Linked DNA regions of Homo sapiens: region 1 is linked to region 2. A link is an interaction called in ENCODE POLR2A ChIA-PET data of the cell type or tissue named here. Cell type or tissue: A673. All regions are shown on one strand. Links, peaks and the distances in the headings refer to the core of each region. The heading gives the core; the rest is flanking DNA. Region 1 has its middle 16 kb from the start of DCLK2. Region 2 overlaps DCLK2 (doublecortin like kinase 2).

Evidence for each region. ChIA-PET counts read pairs that join two places held together with the same protein. Peaks named below come from ENCODE experiments on the same cell type or tissue, not always from the same donor. Only the 100,000 strongest peaks of a DNase experiment are listed, where the experiment ranks them.
Region 1: POLR2A ChIA-PET joins it to region 2 with 8 read pairs; 6 of 35 experiments call an interaction of 5 or more read pairs at or near these places.

What each region holds. Positions count from the first base shown.
Region 1 is chr4:150,060,430-150,064,830 of GRCh38, forward strand. No RefSeq gene overlaps it. Among named protein-coding and RNA genes, the nearest start is that of DCLK2, 16 kb to the right of the region's middle. In A673, for the core only: no CTCF peak of the experiment used is centred there; no DNase peak of the experiment used is centred there.
Region 2 is chr4:150,227,954-150,232,354 of GRCh38, forward strand. DCLK2 (doublecortin like kinase 2) reads left to right here. Exons shown (of 16, transcript NM_001040260.4): 9 at 4,384-4,401. Among named protein-coding and RNA genes, the nearest start is that of DCLK2, 150 kb to the left of the region's middle. In A673, for the core only: no CTCF peak of the experiment used is centred there; DNase peaks (open chromatin) are centred at 1,758 and 2,798; H3K27ac peaks cover 795 bases.

The sequences.
Region 1 (4,401 bases), core at 116-4,115, 170 kb before region 2:
TGGCTCATGATTCTGGAGGCTGGCAAGTCCAAGAGTCTGGTGATGGCCTCTGATGAGAACCTTCCTGCTGCACTATCCCATGGCAGAAGATAGATGGTAGAGGGCAAGTGAGCAGAGCACATAAGACAGAGGAAATCTGGCTGAACTCATCCTTTTATCAGGAGCCCACTCCCTCAATAACTCACTCATTCCTGTAATAAGGGTGTTAATCCATTCATAAGGACAGAGCCCTCCTGACCTAATCAACTCTAAGATCCCACCTCTTAATGCCATCATAAATGCAATTAAATTTCAACATGAGTTTTGAAGGAGGCATTCAAGCTGCAGCAGCATGTAATTCCGTTGTAATACTTCCTAAGGTACTTATGTGTTTATCACTGGATTGGAAGCACACCAACAGTAAAGTTGCACTCTATGATACTGGAACAAGTAGGCCACTTTTGACGTATAAAAACAGCAATTTCGGGTAATTCAACTAACTACTATTGTATTTATTACTGCATCACAAATAATTATTTATTATTCATCTCTGTATCCTCCATAGCCTCTATTCACAATATTTTTCAGTAGTAGCTGCTCAGTGAATAATGCATGAGAATCCCAAATGAATGATGTACTACACAAAGCAATAAGTTTCAGGGAATGAGTAGAAATCCTTAGAGAGGAAGGGGAGGAGAGTACTAATTACTGGGTACATTTTTAAGCTAGAGAAGACAGGAAGACTTTGTGTTTTGCATACATAAATTTAATATTTACCACTATCTGCTATTACTTTCTCCCTTTGGCCTATTAGGAAACTGAAGCTTAGAGAAGTCTGAAAACTTGCTCAAGTCACATGGCTAATATGGGATCCCTTTGCTTGTCATACTCTAAACTCTTACTCAACATCATGCCAGGAAGCTATTTTAGCTGATGAAAAAAAATTTTGTCTCTTTGGAATAACATTTGTGACTGAGCAATGACAATCAGGTGATCATCAGTAGATAAATAAACACTGCTCTCATCAGGCAATGAAAACATTGTATTTTTGCTAGGCTAGGCTGGCAGAAGACCTGTACATCTGACTATTGATGTCCCACATGTGAATACAAATGGGTGTGTTAGACTCCATATATGCATACCTCAGATTTGCTTGGCTCCACCTCCTTGCTCAATAAAGAATCCTAGCCACTGCCATTCATTTCCCAACTCCCTGAGCTATCCCACATCTGCCTTGAGGGAAGGCCAGGCTTCAACATAATCTCCATTACACCCATAATGACAGGACCTACATCAGCCCTGGGACCCACGCCTAACCTACCTAGAGCCACAGAAGTTTTGCCTCTGGTAAAGTATAGTACCACCAGGCATGGACTCTGGCTTCCCCAAGGAGGGTGTATGATTCAGCTAGTATGTGTTACAGGAGGAACTGGAAATAATTCATTCAAGAGAATTTTTTTTTTTTTCGAGATGGAGTCTCACTCTATCACTCAGGCTAGAGTGCAGTGGTGCGATCTCGGCTCACAGCAACCTCTGCCTCCCGGGTTCAAGCAATTCTCATGTCTCAGCTTCCCAAGTAGCTGGGATTACAGGTGCCCACCACCACGCCTGGCTATTTTGTGTCGGGCACTGTTCTAGAACCTGGGGAATCCATGGTAAACCAAAGTTCCTATTCTTGAGATGCTCACATTCTCTTGGGGAACCTGAAGTTGTCTGGCTGGGAGCATGTGCTCTTACACTTTGTAGCATATTGCAAATTCCAGTGACCACCTGGAATTTCCATTGCAATATTTGGCAAGAAAAGATAAACTGAATATATATAAGGATCAGATATAACAAAAATGGCCCAAAACACTGCATCTCTAAGAGTTCTAATATAATCCTAAATAACAGTAGAGAGTGTACTGGGCATGTTCAATGTAGCAAAGAAAAACCACTCCTCATATTTTAAACGGAAAAGGATTTAACACATGGAATTCATTGTTAAGAAAATCCCTGACAGAGCTTGGTCTCTAGAAATGAATCCTAGATCTACTCCTTAGAATCAAGTCACTATTCCTCTGAGGCCACCACTGGAGCAATTGGGTTCGAGAACACATGGTCATAGCTGTAATAAAGAAATTAGGAAGTGGGAATCAAGAAGCTGAACATGGCCTTCAGCTTCCTCTCCACAAGGAGCTGGAGAATAAACACAATAACATTGCTACCAGAAAACTTCACAGTTCATGACTTTGTTTGCCAATGAAATCAGGCAAAAGTCGGGAAAATAGGCTCCACTTCAATTTTGCATCCCAGATCTCATGCAAGTATACCAAATTGGAAAAATCTGTCTTGGGAAATGAAATCTTCACCTTTCCAAACTCTGCAGTAGAGAAAAACATACTAGAAGAGTGATGAACTACAAATGGAATTAGCCAGTCCACAATATCTACCACATAGAATAAAAGACTGAGGTTACCATGCTGAGGGACCACTACGGAGCTACTAGTCAAGTCACATCTCCAGCTCAGTGCCTGGCACAGCATCTGACACACATTAGGTGCTCAACAAATATTTAATAGATAAAGGAATGAATCAATGAATAAATGCGTTGTGGGCAACATAAAAATGAGCCATAATTGCTTGTATCTTTTATGCTTTTTAAAAAATATATTCTTAAATGATGCAGTGATGGTTGGTTGTTCACTCCTTTCAAATACAAACTGTAATATTCTTGACTTTCCCATTTTCCTTCTTAATCTAAGGAACTTTTAGAAAACTCAGCAAGTAAAATAATTTTTTTTAAATGGAAGGAAGCTAGATTTTTCTCCTTCCTCTTGTTGGACAATGAATTTCCCTTTTGAACTTTTGTGGTTGTTGCTAAATGTTTCCTCCAAGGAGAAATCTTCCTATTTTGTTTATTTTTAGAAACTGAAGCCTCCATACAGAGAAAGCTCTTGAAAACTGGAATCTTAAAAGGGAAGTGCTAAGCAGTGTCTCTTTTTTTAAGCCCAGAATAGCAGCAACTTTGAATAGGTTATAAAATAATAGCCCTGTAATGGATCAACCTGATTCTCTTTGTTCTGACCAACAGATTATACAGCATTTTTCAAGACTACATTTCACTTTCTTTCCCTATGGCAGATAGACAACCAAATTCATTTACTCTTAACAAAACATTATCTACATGTTTTCCTTGCTTAAACTGGAACTAATTAGGATTGGTATTAAGTTATAGAAATTGTTATTACAGAATATTAGAACCAAAAGTAGTTTGAAGGGTCTTACCTTTTTACTCTCTTGTTTTTAGGTGAAAATACTGAGACACAGTGAGGTTGAGTATTATTCTGCATACTCAGCCTCCACCCCTTCTCTTGGTGACATTCTTTCACGTGTATTTGTTTGCCTGGTAAATATCTAGCATGTATGACACACAAAGCACCATGAGAGACCTTGTATGTAAGCAAGGTTTTACACATTCCCCAAAGACGGCCTTTAATAAGGCTGTATGTAAGTCCAACCACATAGGACTATAATCTACTTCACAAAATGACAAGCATCTTCATGATCGCTCATTCCTTATCTGGGATTTCCTCTACCAGGTACTCAACTCTTCTCCCTCTTCATGTTAAAATCTATCCATTTTTCAAAGCCCAACTCAACTGTTATTCCATTAAGACTTTCTCAAGCCCTCAACCATAATTAATGACTACCTTTTCTGAATTTCCACAGGATTTTCTTCAGTTGCCTATTATGGTATGTATCTGGTGGGGTAGATATTATGTAGTTGGATACATATCTACTTTTTCTTCTGGTTTCAGCAACATGGTAGACTAAGCTACTATGAAAACTATAAGTCCTTAGGAGCACTGGGTTTAAAATAGCCAAAAAAAAAAAAAAGTTAATTTTTAGCTGATCTGTCCAGAAGAAACAGGAGTCCCCAAGGGCCAGACGGCCAGAAACACGGAGGGAATTAAAAGCCAGACTGATAAATATAAGAAGTGAGACTGCGACAACCTTGGGAGGTGAATGGAAGCAGCAGTATTGATTTGGTAACAACTAGGGTTTTAATGCCATCAGGTCCAGAAGGCCTCTTATCCTCACCTGAGCAGAGGCCAGGAACTGAGATGTCTATATAAAGCTAGGCCCCTCAAAAGCTTTAATCCCTGCCAAAGAGTACTAAAAATCTCAGCCAACAAGATCAAGCAGATGACAATTAAATCTGTTTGGGGGAAAAATAAGTCTTTTGTGAGAAAAAATATTCCAAGCCTGTTGCTTTCTTTGGTGTATAGTCTGAATTTACTTGTTTCTGAAAGAAATCTCATGCCTAGAAATTATCATGGTCCTGGGTCAGTGGTGCCTCTGGGACACTGAAGGATATCAATGCCAAATTTCATCACCTATGCAGCATGAGATGAGCAGAGACAAAAATAAGCCTGACTA
Region 2 (4,401 bases), core at 194-4,193:
CTGAGAGTCCGAAATCCATGCTTCCTTTGGGGGTTTTGGGGAGAATCTGTTCCTTGCCTGCAAGCATCCAGTGACCAGCAGTATTCTTGGGTTGTGATCATATCCCACCAGTCTCTGCCTCCGTCTTCACGCTGCCTTCTTCTCTGTCTGTGTGAAACTTCCCTGTGCTTCTCTAGGAACATTTGTAGTGGCATTTAACCCTCTCCCCGCCACAATCCAGGGTTATCTCTCCACTGCAGAACCCTTCATCACATCTGCAGAACTCTTTTCCCAAGTAAGGTAATATTTGCAAGTTGCAGGGATTAGGACTTGATGTCTTTGTGTATCCATTATTCAGTCTGTTGCGTATATTTATCACAGAAATCACGTGGTGATTTGTACATTTTCTCTCTCTCACCACTTTCTCCTCAGCAGTGTGCTCCGAGCAACACAGACACCAGCTGTGAAGCCATTGTGGGCAGCACAGTGCGTGATGTGTCTACTCCTTCACGTGAACACTTTGGTACCTACTGTTTGTTAGTAACTGTGCTAGTTGCTGGAGAGTGAGGTAACCAAAACCTCCACAAGCTCTCAGTTCCAGAGGGTTAGAGACCAGCACACAAACAGTTGAAAGATGGTGGGATGAGAGCTGTGATTCGGGGCTATGAGAGCAGGTGAGAGGACTACCTGACCCAGCTGTGAGTGAGCAGGGGAGGTGACTTAGAAGAGGAGAGATCTAATCTGGTCCCGAGAAGTATATAGGAGTTTGCCAAGAAGTAGATAAAGAAAGTTCCAGATAAAACTATGGCTGGGGCCGGGCGCGGTGGCTCACGCCTGTAATCCCAGCACTTTGGGAGGCCGAGGCGGGTGGATCATGAGGTCAGGAGATCGAGACCATCCTGGCTAACAAGGTGAAACCCCGTCTCTACTAAAAATACAAAAAATTAGCCAGGCGCGGTGGCGGGCGCCTGTAGTCCCAGCTACTCGGGAGGCTGAGGCAGGAGAATGGCGTGAACCCGGGAAGCGGAGCTTGCAGTGAGCCGAGATTGCGCCACTGCAGTCCGCAGTCCGGCCTGGGCAACAGAGCGAGACTCCGTCTCAAAAAAAAAACAAAAAAAAAAACTATGGCTGGAATGGTGGCTCATGCCTGTAATCCCAGCACTTTGGGAGGCTGAGGTGGGAGGATTCCTTGAGCCCAGGAGTTCGAGACCAGCCCTGGCAATATAGTGAGACCCCATTTCTGCAAAAAAATAATTAACTGGGTGCACACCTGTGGTCCCAGCTACTCAGGAGGCTGAGGCGGGAAGATTGCTTGAGCCTGGGAGGTTGAGGTTGCAGTGAGCTGGGATCACACCACTGCATTCCAGCTTGGGTGACAGAGTGAGCCTCTTCTCAAAAAAAGAAAACTACCTGTGCAAATGCCTAGAAGTCTAGGTAAGGGATTGGCAAGAGGAACAGAGAGAACTGAATGGATGAATGGATGGATTCAGAGGCCACCAAGGAGGTAAATGGGCAGACATTGGTGATTGTGGGTATATTATCCACCCGAAAGGAGGAATCGGTGCAATTCCTGTTTCTGCTTGGGACAGCCAGGTTTGTTGAATAAGATGGAGAACACAGAGGAAAGGACTGCTTTATGGGCTGGGATGGGTTGAGACAAGATGATTAGTCTGGTTTGAGAGAGTTGTTTTGTCTCCTATTATACCCCCCCATTCCTCTCTCTTTGTACGTTAAAAATCACCATGTCCAAAGATAAGGCAGTGTCCTTTGCCAAGTTAGCAGTTTTGTCATTTACTCTCACTCAGAACTGTGGAACACTGCCATGAAATGATTCATATGTAAATTATTTGGAGTTAGAATCATGAATCACTTAACATATATAATGGTAGATAATTGAATAATGTAAGTTCAGTATGGCTCAAGACAAAAGAGATATTCATATTATATTTAGAAATATTCTCTTGGAAAATTTAGTCTAGAGAGCATTTTTTACATATTAGAAACAAAGACTACATACAGGTTGCACAAGAAATAGATAACGTTTGTAACGATTTTTATGCAGTACTTTATTTTGCTTCTGATGATGATTAGTTTCAAAAGTGGATTGTTCCTTCATAGACAATTTTACAGGGACAGCAAGAGGTTGAGAAAGGCTAACAGCTCCCATGTTTTAACAAAAACATTCACTCTGTGCTTAGAATATTAGCCATTGTCAAGTAGAATTCAGTAGGCTAATAAGTGGTGGAGGAAATGTTGCTGCAGTATTTGAAAGGTAACACTGCTGATGGCCCTTAGGAGAAGTTCCACAATGTATCCCAGAAGACCTTCTGTTGTGCCTTTTATTGAAAAAGATAATAACTTTTGGGAGTTGTAGTCTCCTTATGTGGTAGATATCTTATTTACTTCAATTTGAGAGAGATTCTTGGGGTACTGGTGAGGGGATTATCTTACAGATATCACTAAATTAGCAACACAAACACAGCCCCCAGGGAGAGGCGAATATATAGACTCTTCTAACTTTGGGTAAAATGAGGAGCAGGAAGGAGAATTGAAGTGATAGATTCATTTAGCTTTAAAATAAAAAACCTATTTAATGACAGTAGCAACTGTTGTCTTTGCTTCACACGGAGGGAAATAAATTGATGTGCTTGCTTATACATGTTCACAAAAGTGTATCTAACCCTGCTTTTTAGTGTGATTGAGGATATGCTTGGTGCAGATGATCCAAAAGCTTCAAAATATGTGAATCAATGGAGAGGGTTTGCCAAGTCTTTTGTCTTTGCAACCATGAGGGGCTGGCTGTACAGCTGCTTCCCAAGGGAGGAAACGGGGCTCTGTCTGCTGCTCTGTAACTTAGACAGATGGGCTTGGAGACAGATAGGAGACCCTGTTCTTGACTTCCCAGCTGTGGTTTACTGGGGTCTAAGAAACACCATTCTTCAGATTTTGAAGCGTTTGTTGAGTCCTGAGCCAGTCAAAGACTTCCTAGCCCTGTTCATTAAAAGAAGCATAGATTCTCCTCCTTGCACAAACCCTGGTGTGATTCTTAACCCCCAAATCAGTGTGGTGCTACTGCATGCTCTTATCTTTTTAAGGAATTAAATATTTTCAGCTTACAGCTATAATTTTTATTTTGAAGAATTCCAACTTGGCATTTACTGAATTCTTCCCCTTTGGAAGGTGATAATGTGTGTATAAGAAAGATGGGCTTGGATGTCAGAAACCTAGTTTACATTCAACCTCCAGTGACTGTTTCCAAGGATAAAGTGTTCAAACATTACACAAGTACCTTACACAGCTACTAACAAACAGTGACTAGATTCCTAGTAAATGTTGGTTTCTTTCTTTCCCATACTTCTGTTTAGCAAATTTGCACTGTCACTCGCTAAGATTTATTGAGTGACTGCTTGGACAAGCACAGTGCATTCAGTGCTCAAGAAACACAACCTACCATGTGCAGGAGCTTGAAACAGATTTTTCTCCACATGTTATTTATTCATTTGTTATAATTTCTATTTCCAGCTATTGTCCAAAAGGGTGAGGTGGCTCTTAGCTTCATGCATCCATGTGTAAAAATACATGTACACATGTTGAGAGGTCTTAATGTCTCATTTAAAACACAGCAATCATTGTTCATGATTCATGGGTTGACGTATTAAGAATAATTCGTTAATTCTGTAAGTAAACATTTTGCTACAGTGCTGATCCCAACTGTGTTACTCACCAGGATTGATAATCAGGTGGTGTTTTCAGAGGAGAGTGATTAGAGCTAAAATGAGAATAGTGGTCCCCGTGGTTCTGTATGTTTTCAGATTTCTGAAATACAAGATGTTAAAGAACATCCATCTGGTGAATGATTTCATATCCAGTCATAGAGGAAGAAAGTTCTTTTTTTCATAAATTTCAGCATGAAATTCAAATTCATGTTAGTAACAGTTTAAAAACTAAAAATGCTTAATGCCAGAAGTTAGATTTCATAAGCATGCCAAGTTTTCTTATATGCCTAGTCTTTATTTGTGAGTGTATACCGAAATCAAAAAGTGGCTCTGGCTGAATTACAAAGCACAGAGCTGTGTGCTGAAGCTTTCATAGCATCACAACCTCTTAAGGTGTTAGAAATAATGACAAGCGAGAAGACAGTATGCTTAATACACCACAGAAGCACCATGGAGCCTTTTGGGGGATGTTTAGGAGTCTGTATCTTTTTGGTAATGTCAATAATATGTTCACACTGACCCTGTCCCTACAGGGACAATTAGGTCAGGTTTAGTTGTCTTTGTGCCAAGAGCAATGCTTTCTTTGGCATCAGATCCACAGGCTGTGTTTGTTTTGCTGTCCTCCAGGCCTTCGAGAGCAGAGGGTTCTGTGATTTCTGATCTCCTCTCTATACCGTTCATTTGACAGGAACACCTGATTGAGAAT